Regions from separate parts of the Mus musculus genome. Here region 2 is linked to region 1. The links are chromatin loops, found by intact Hi-C in ENCODE. Cell type or tissue: heart. All regions are shown on one strand.

Region 1 (4,000 bases):
CCCACCACTCCTGGAATGGTTAGGATTATGCACCACTATGTCCAGTTTTTGGGTCACTTCATATTTCCTTGGCAAACTCTCTATGAGCTGGATGGCTCCAGTCCTGGGAATCAGGTCCTGCAATCACACTCTGATGCCATAAACAATAGATAGGAAGCTGAAAGGGCATCCCCCTGGTCAGGCGCGCTGCCCCTGGTGCTCATCCTAACATTCTGGGTTTTATTATGCCACCCAGGCAAGTATTTCTGTAGGCTGCCTCTATCTACTGTGAATTTCTGACCACAGGCTTTTCCAATTTTCAGCGGGGCCTGCTTGAATTCTCTTAGAGTCTGGAATCTATCCAACCTCCCATTACTGGCTGGCTGTGAAACAGAGCAGAAAATGCCAGTCTTCTCTCCTTCACAATCCAGAGTGAGCAGACACCACACCAGACCTCAGGTCTGAACTGCCAGAGACTCAAAGAGCTGTCGCCAGCCTTTCAAGGATGAGGGACAGCCTGGCATGATGCAAGGAACCTCAACCTGGGGCCACAGAAGAGGAGGGTATAAAGCTAAGAATCATCGTTGACTGACAGTTCAGCCAAGACAAGTGCTCTTAGCTCAAGTTCCGGCTAAGTCTTGCCCTGTGCGATCATTCGACACAGTCACAGAGCCTTTCTGCTGAGATGACACGGTTCCTCCCTGCTGGAGGAGGAAGGCCATCCATAAACGAAGCAAGAAAAATCCAACAGTGGGAAGGGCTACTCAGAGAATTCAAAAGGACCCAGACAGCGGTCAAGCGTGGCTTTAATGGAAGTGGACACGGAAGGCCTCCCTGAGGAGGGGGCAGGGAAAGTTAGACTTGAGAGATAAGAAGTCTTCCAAGCCCAAAGGTAGCCGGAAGAGTATTCAGGAAATAGCCAAGACAGTAGGGCTGAGTCACACTTGCTGGGGCAGAGCGGAACCATGTGACTGGAGTGTCATGTGTGTCCATAACATGGGGAAAGATAACCTTATGGAGAGAGACTGGGGCCAGATCCTACAGTGGCTTTAAACCGGGTGCATATGCAGATTAAGTGGGGCTACAGGAAAACTGTTAGCTGCATTTGTTATGCATATGACATATTCCCCACAGGCTTGGTTGCCAACATGTGGGTTCTTGGAAAGCAAATGGGTCCTGAGGAATGTGACCTAATAAACAGCATATTCCTTGGCAAATTCACAATATGGTGGTGTTATAGAGGAAAACTGAATAATAGGAGGTAGGGTCTGTGAGGAAAGTAGGCCACTGGGTGTAGATATACCCTCAGGTCAATATCTTGCCCTGGCCTCTCTTTCTTTCTGCTTCCTGCCTGCCACAGTGTGAGCAACTTCTGCCACACGCTCCTGCTGCCATGATGTTCCACCTCATCACGTGCCCAGAAGCAACAGAGACAAGTAGTGTAGACTGAACCATACAACTGGGGGCCAAAATCCCGCTCCCCTACACACTTAGGTCATTTATGGAGGGCATTCCATCACACTAATGCACAGTCTAGCACAGTACCTCCTTTTGCATCTCAAAACACGAGAAAGAAACTAAATGCACATCTACTGTGCTACTGCTACTAGGATGTCTCTAATCTCCCAATGAATTCGCATCTGATGACACTGGGCACAAAAAGGCTGGGGTTGGGAGTACTTATAAATGTTCAGGTGTCTCTTACCAGGCTTTGCCTAAGAGTTGGGGATGGGGTAAGGAGCCTCAGAGGGCTTTAAGCTGAAGTAGGGAAGCTACATCTTCAATTCATGTGACCCTCATACAATGTGACATTGGTTTTACTACAAAAGGCTACTTAGCTTAAAAAGTATCAGAAAGATAAAGTTATCTCCAATTCAGAAATGGGTCTAGAAAAGAAGTCCATGCACCTTTGAATCCAGAATTCTGCCCATCTGTAGCTTTCTTAATTTCTTTCTTTCTTAAATTCTTTCTTTCTTTCTTTCTTTCTTTCTTTCTTTCTTTCTTTCTTTCTTTCTTTCCCTCTCTCTCTCTTTCTTTCTTCCTTCCTTCCTTCCTTCCTTCCTTTCTTTCTTTCTTTCTTCCTTCTTTCAAGATTTATTTATTACTTACTATATGTGAGTACACTGCAGCTATCTTTAGACACTCCAGAAGAGGGCGTCAGATCTCATTACAGATGGTTGTGAACCACCATGTGGTTGCTGGGATTTGAACTCAGGATCTTTGGAAGAGCAGTCAGTGCTCTTACCCACTGAGCCATCTCTCCAGCCCCCATCTGTAACTTTCACCCTGCTTACCCTGGTCTCCTCTCACCAAGACAAACTCTACCCACAGCCTGCATGTTTGTTCTTCTCTTCCCAGACCTTCTTTTCTCTCCCAGATCTCTGATGCTCAAGCTTAGAAAGCTGCCTCTTTATTCCTTCTTTTAGAGATCTATACTGTATACTGGGCACTGAAGGCCCCTCCAAGAAGTTCCAGCTCCTTCCAGCTCACTAGTGTTGGAGAGTCTTATATAACACTTACCCGGCCTCCCACCAAGCTACTGTTCTATGGAACACACCTTGGGGGACCTCAGACCAAAGCAGTGGCTTACAAACTGCACCATGTCTTACAATCATTCAGGGACTTGAACTCTAAGGCCAGAATCTGTGGTAAGACTTGACAGGTCCTCCAGGGGACTGAGTGAGAGGAGCGTTCATTAACAAAACTGGGGCATTCGACAGGGATAGTGAAAAGTGGGGTTCACTTAAACTGAAGGTGAAATCCCTCAATTCAGAACTTTCTTAGCTGCAGGTTTCTGACCATCTTATTGCTTCACCCCATACTGTTGCCCCTAGTCAAGAAGGCCACAATGAGAGAGGGGAACACTAGGTAAGCACTAAGCATTTGGTCTGACCAGGTGCTCCAGGAATGAGCTGTGAGGATCCTACGCAAATCTCCCACATCTCTGTGGTCTCTTGTCAGTGTGAGTTTGTGACAGTAGACACGTATAATTCCCGTCACTGTCCCCTTCAGCCTTGCAGACTGACGTGTCCTTCTTGGATGGAAAACATCCAACAGGGATGATAAAGGCCTTGGCAAAGTTGCTCGAGTTCCTAATCTCAGCTTTTCCACCACTGTAAGAACAAAGAGAGGGACTATTTACGAGGCTTTGGTTCAATACCTGGGTACCCCAAAGAGTCTGGTACATGTCTGATGATAGTAGTGCATAGTAGAAGGCACTCCAGAAGCATTGTCACTTGCACAAAACCTCCAAGGCTCATATGATCACTCCTCTCTCAGGATGAGTCAGCTGGTTCTGGGGCTGAGTATCTTTGAAGTAGGAGCAAGTACTGTCTGCTTAGAGTGCACCATAGGGCCCCAGGCCATCAGAGAATGTGCTCCTAGTCCTTAGAACAACCAGGATGAACAAGACTAAAGAGACATCATGTAGCCATTCTTAGATACTTTGTGGGTTCTTTTCCCCATCCTTCATACCCCCGGTTTCACCTGCTATCACTAAGTAGGAGAGAAAAAATGATAGGGATTCCCTCCACCTAGTTTCTTTCCTTTTGTTTCTTCTTGGAGCACAATTACTAACAAATTTCAAACAACCCCACCAAGGCCTCCACAATGACCACTAACCACCAACCCTGCCTCTCGAGGCCCTAGCATTTATATAACTTCTGAAAATTTCCCAGAATTCCAAATATTACCCAGTTGCAGAAACTATCTGCAGCTGGCAAAACCACACTTCTGCTAGAGCATGAGGCAAATCATAGTCAGCTGCTTTGGACGGTCCAAATTAGTCCCATATCTCTACACCTGGAATTAAAATGAAAACATATTGTAACAGTATTTCTGTGTTTTTTTAAAAATAGAATTCCAGAAATCTCACTACAAATCATAAATAACACCATCCACTAAACAGCAAGGTTAAAATCCATCTCATGGACTTGGATATTTAATTTTTCCAAGCTCAGGAAAAATATAGGGGTGGGTTATCTCCTTGGTGTAATCTATACATCTCTTTAAGGCCCCCAGC
Region 2 (4,000 bases), 130 kb before region 1:
GTCAGTTTTAACACAAAAATGTGGTGAGGAGAATAAATAACACTCCGTTTACTATGAAATCCAACAGCCAAGTCTGCTCCCTGTTGTGTAGACTTGCATCACCAGGAAGAGCTGCGCTCACTGGGGTGGAGCCTAATCCAACAAGGCTGTGATGGAAATGGGGACAGAGATGCAAGACGGTGGCCTGGTGAAAACAGAAGTCCAGACTGGAGCAACATTGTCCTAAACCACGTGCCTGGAGTCAGCAGAGGCTGGGGCATGGGGAGGGTCCACTCTTGGAGACTTTGTCAGCATATGTACTCTGACACCTTGGTCTTGGACGTGAGGTCTTCATTGCTGTGAGGTGAAAAACGTCCGTTCCAGTAGCTCAGACAGAGATAGGCTGTCACCTTAGCCCCAGCAAACAGACAGACACAGCTGCTGCAAATTCCCTTCCTGGAAGACACCTTTAGCTGTTTCTTTCGCTCCATTCAGAGAAAGTTTGGGCAAGTGTAGCAAAGACGTGTATGCATATTTCATACAAGGGTGACATCTCCCATACCGCTCCGCTCTGCAAGGCTTGTCTAGCTTGAAACTACCTCAGGGCTCATTACTATTTTTTTTAATATTTATTTTTATTTCATATGTACAACTGTTGGCCTGCCGTGTGTACATGCACCATGTACACAAAGTACCCTTGGAGGTGAGAATTGGGTGTCAGATCCCCTGGAACTGGAGTTACAGATGGTTGTGAGTCATTAACTGCTGGGAGCAAGACACTGGTCCTCTGTAAGAGCAATCAGTGCTCTTAACTGCTGACTTATCAGTCTAGGCCCAGTGCCATTACTATTATTATTATTATTATTATTATAATATTTATTTATTTATTTATTGTATGTGAGTGCATGGTTGCTGTCTTCATACACACCAGAAGAGGGCATCAATCCCATTACAGGTGGTTGTGAGCCACCATGTGGTTGCTGGCCATTGAACTCAGGATCTCTAGAAGCACAGTCAGTGCTCTTAACCACTGAGTCATCTCACCGGCCTAGGACCATTATTTTTATTTATGTAGCCTTGAGTCGTTTTGAGATGCTGTTCTGAGGCTCTTGCTGTATTCACACTGTTGTGCAGCTGTCACTGCTGAGTTGGCATTTCCGTCACTTCGAAGAGACACGGTGACCAGGGCAACAGTTAATTGGAGCTGGCTTACAGGTTCAGAGGTTCAGTCCATTATCATCATGGTAGGGAAACAAGGCAGCTTCCAGGAAGACATGATGCAGGTGGACCCAAGAGTTTGGCATCTTGATCTGTGGGCAGCCAGGAGGAGAGTGTACCACCACACTGGGTGAGCTTAAGTATATATGTGTGACCTCAAAGCCTGCCTCCACAGTGATACACTTCCTCCAACAAGGCCACACCTCCTAATAGTGCCACTCCTCATGGGCCAAGCATTCAAACACATGAATCTATGGTATCCAAACCTATTCAAATTATCACAGATCCCATCCACCTCCATCTGAAACTGTCCCCATCACATGAAGACTCTCCTACCCTTATGTAGCTCCCCAGGGCCATCCTGCAAACTTCTCACTCCCTCGCCCCCCACATTTAACAAGTCCCGTCCTTTCCAATTTCCTTGTTGCCTGTTTCCCCTGTTCCATCCCATCGCCCCCATCACTCTCTGCTCCTGTCTGAGTTCCGGTTGTTAGCTTCTCACCTGCAGCACTTGACTTCAGGGTCAATTACCCCTGTCTGCCTCTGCTCACCCTCCTTGCGGTCTAAATTATAAATCAGATGTTTCCCTGCCTTGCCATTGGTGACAGCTCCCACCACCTACAGGGTAAGTTCATGTTCTTTGGCAGGACAAGAAAAGTCCCTTCCAGGCAGAAGTCTCTAAACCTTTCCCTTCCTCTTATTCCTTTCCATGTGTCCCGTGCTCCTATTTATTCTTCAGGATACAGATCAAAAGGTTCCTGCTGGAAGGTCACAGCAGCTCCCTGGCCTGGATCCCTACTGCACGGCTGGCCCTGCTTTGTGCTAATTATTTCTGGATGTTTCTAACTATCTCTTGACCAGCTGAGAACATAGTAGGGCAGTCACAGAGTAGATGCTCTGTAGTTGTTTGCTGAGTGCCAGGCTGTGTAGCTAGTTTGGCATCTGGAACAGCCTCTATGGTCTGCCCCTGACTGTGGTAAGGGAGGACGGTTGAGGCCCAAAGGCATTCCCTTAGGACCAGAAAGAGGGCAGCATTTTGTGTTCCCAGAGGCGCGAAAGCGTTGGCATCAGCACGTGGGAGGCAGTGGCTCCAACTGGGTCACTATGGTCACCGGTGTGAAATCTGATGTCTTCTCCTGGAGGTGAAGAAGGGACTTAGCCTGCCAGTGCTGCATAGCCATGGCTCCTGGCCATGAATCTGCAGGGAGGTGAGAAGCTTTCTCCAGGCAGGGACGGACAAGGGCACTCAAGGGGAGAGAGTGTGCTGTCTGTGTGGGGAGTGTTCCAGGCCACCGAGAGCCAAGGCCCAGGTGCACAGGCTCTGTTGACGACCTAAGAAGAAAGTGGGAGGTCCAAGGCTGGGATTCAGGGATCTATAAGGGCAGGAGTGAGGGAGCTTGTCTGTGGGAATACAGTTCTAGTTCCATGCCACTACAGCTCTCATCATGAGCCTACCCTGAGTGCTATCTCTTTAAAACGGGACCGTCCTGAGGCTCTCCAGGCCCCTTATGAACACCATATATCACTCTCACCTCAATTCATCTCTGCGCCATGCCCAGTTCTACTTTCTTGGTAGACTTTCCTGATATCACCTGGCTCAGCTGTTTATTACTGCTTAGTGGCTGCATCCTCCCATTGGTAGGACAACTCTGAGGGTCCTGACTCCTCAGAATAGGATATGGTACCATCAAGATCCCACTGTAGCGAGACTCTCTGTATGCATAGATCCAAGGAGCTGGCCAACCAAGAGTCAAAGATGTTCATTAAGAATCTACACAGTACGCAGATTTTCTACACAGAATCTTATGGTAAATATTTGCATATCTAATGAAATGCAAATCAGCTAGAGATAATTTAAAGTATATAGGAGATTATGATCAGGCAGATGTAAATACTGTGCCATTTTAGAAAGGATGTGAGTATCCACAGGGTTTGGTGTCTGGGGGGGGGGGTCCTAAAGCCCTCCCCCTCCAGACACTGAGAGATGGCTACTCCAGATCTGATCCTTCGGAGACCAACGGTTGAAAGTCTATGCAGCTGAATAACCCTCTTCTCAGGTAGTGCTCTTCAGTGTGGACTCTAAAGATATCAGCACGGCACACTATACACAAACCTGTACATCAGCTGTCCCTACAGGTCAGCATTTCAGGACCAGTGTTTTTGTGGCACAGTCTTCACTTTGGAGCCCAGTTTGGTCACATCAAGTGAATCATAAAACATGCCAGTCTCAGAAGGTGTCCTGGAGGCCCAAGGAGAGTTAGAAGCTGCAGGTATGAACTGTTAACCTCAGCCCTGGTTCCCTGCCATGGTTTGCCAGTCCATGAAGCAGTTGCCATTCCTGTATTTTGCAGAGGAGTGGGGGTGGCAGGGGGGAAGTAAGTTTCCCTAGGGTCACCTGACAGAAGCATCAGGCCTAGATGAGAGTGTTCTATGGAACTTGGCCTTGGCACTCCGGTGCTCTAGAAATGTTGCAGAAGAGTTCAGGTGAGCATGTGGAATTATCAGGTCTCCAGTACCAGTTGGGCACTCTGCTTTCTCAACCTTGAGCTGTTCCATTGTCAGACAGATTAACCGTTCTCAAGAGGAGCCCCTGGTGCTCATGGGTCTTGTGTTAGGTGCTGCTTTAGCAGCTAACAGAAGATCTGAGTATACCTGGCTGTCTTTGTTTTTTGAATTCAGCCCTCATTTCCGAGTCGGAAACCAACCTCATCCAGACAGGAGAAAAACAACAGCATTTATCTTTGCGTTTCTGAAAGGCTTCAAAACGAATCATCAAGAAAGCACACAAACGCTGCCAAGATAC

Evidence for each region. A loop is a pair of places that touch in the nucleus more often than their neighbours do. Peaks named below come from ENCODE experiments on the same cell type or tissue, not always from the same donor. Only the 100,000 strongest peaks of a DNase experiment are listed, where the experiment ranks them.
Region 2: it touches region 1 in a loop (3-fold over the local background); 2 of 42 quality-filtered maps call a loop at or near these places.

What each region holds. Positions count from the first base shown.
Region 1 is chr10:85,470,465-85,474,464 of GRCm38, reverse strand. The region is part of intron 1 of Btbd11 (BTB (POZ) domain containing 11); the gene reads right to left. Among named protein-coding and RNA genes, the nearest start is that of Btbd11, 86 kb to the right of the region's middle. In heart, no CTCF peak of the experiment used is centred here; no DNase peak of the experiment used is centred here.
Region 2 is chr10:85,603,099-85,607,098 of GRCm38, reverse strand. The region is part of intron 4 of Btbd11 (BTB (POZ) domain containing 11); the gene reads right to left. Among named protein-coding and RNA genes, the nearest start is that of Gm40731, 15 kb to the right of the region's middle. In heart, a CTCF peak has its summit at 2,233; a DNase peak (open chromatin) is centred at 2,358.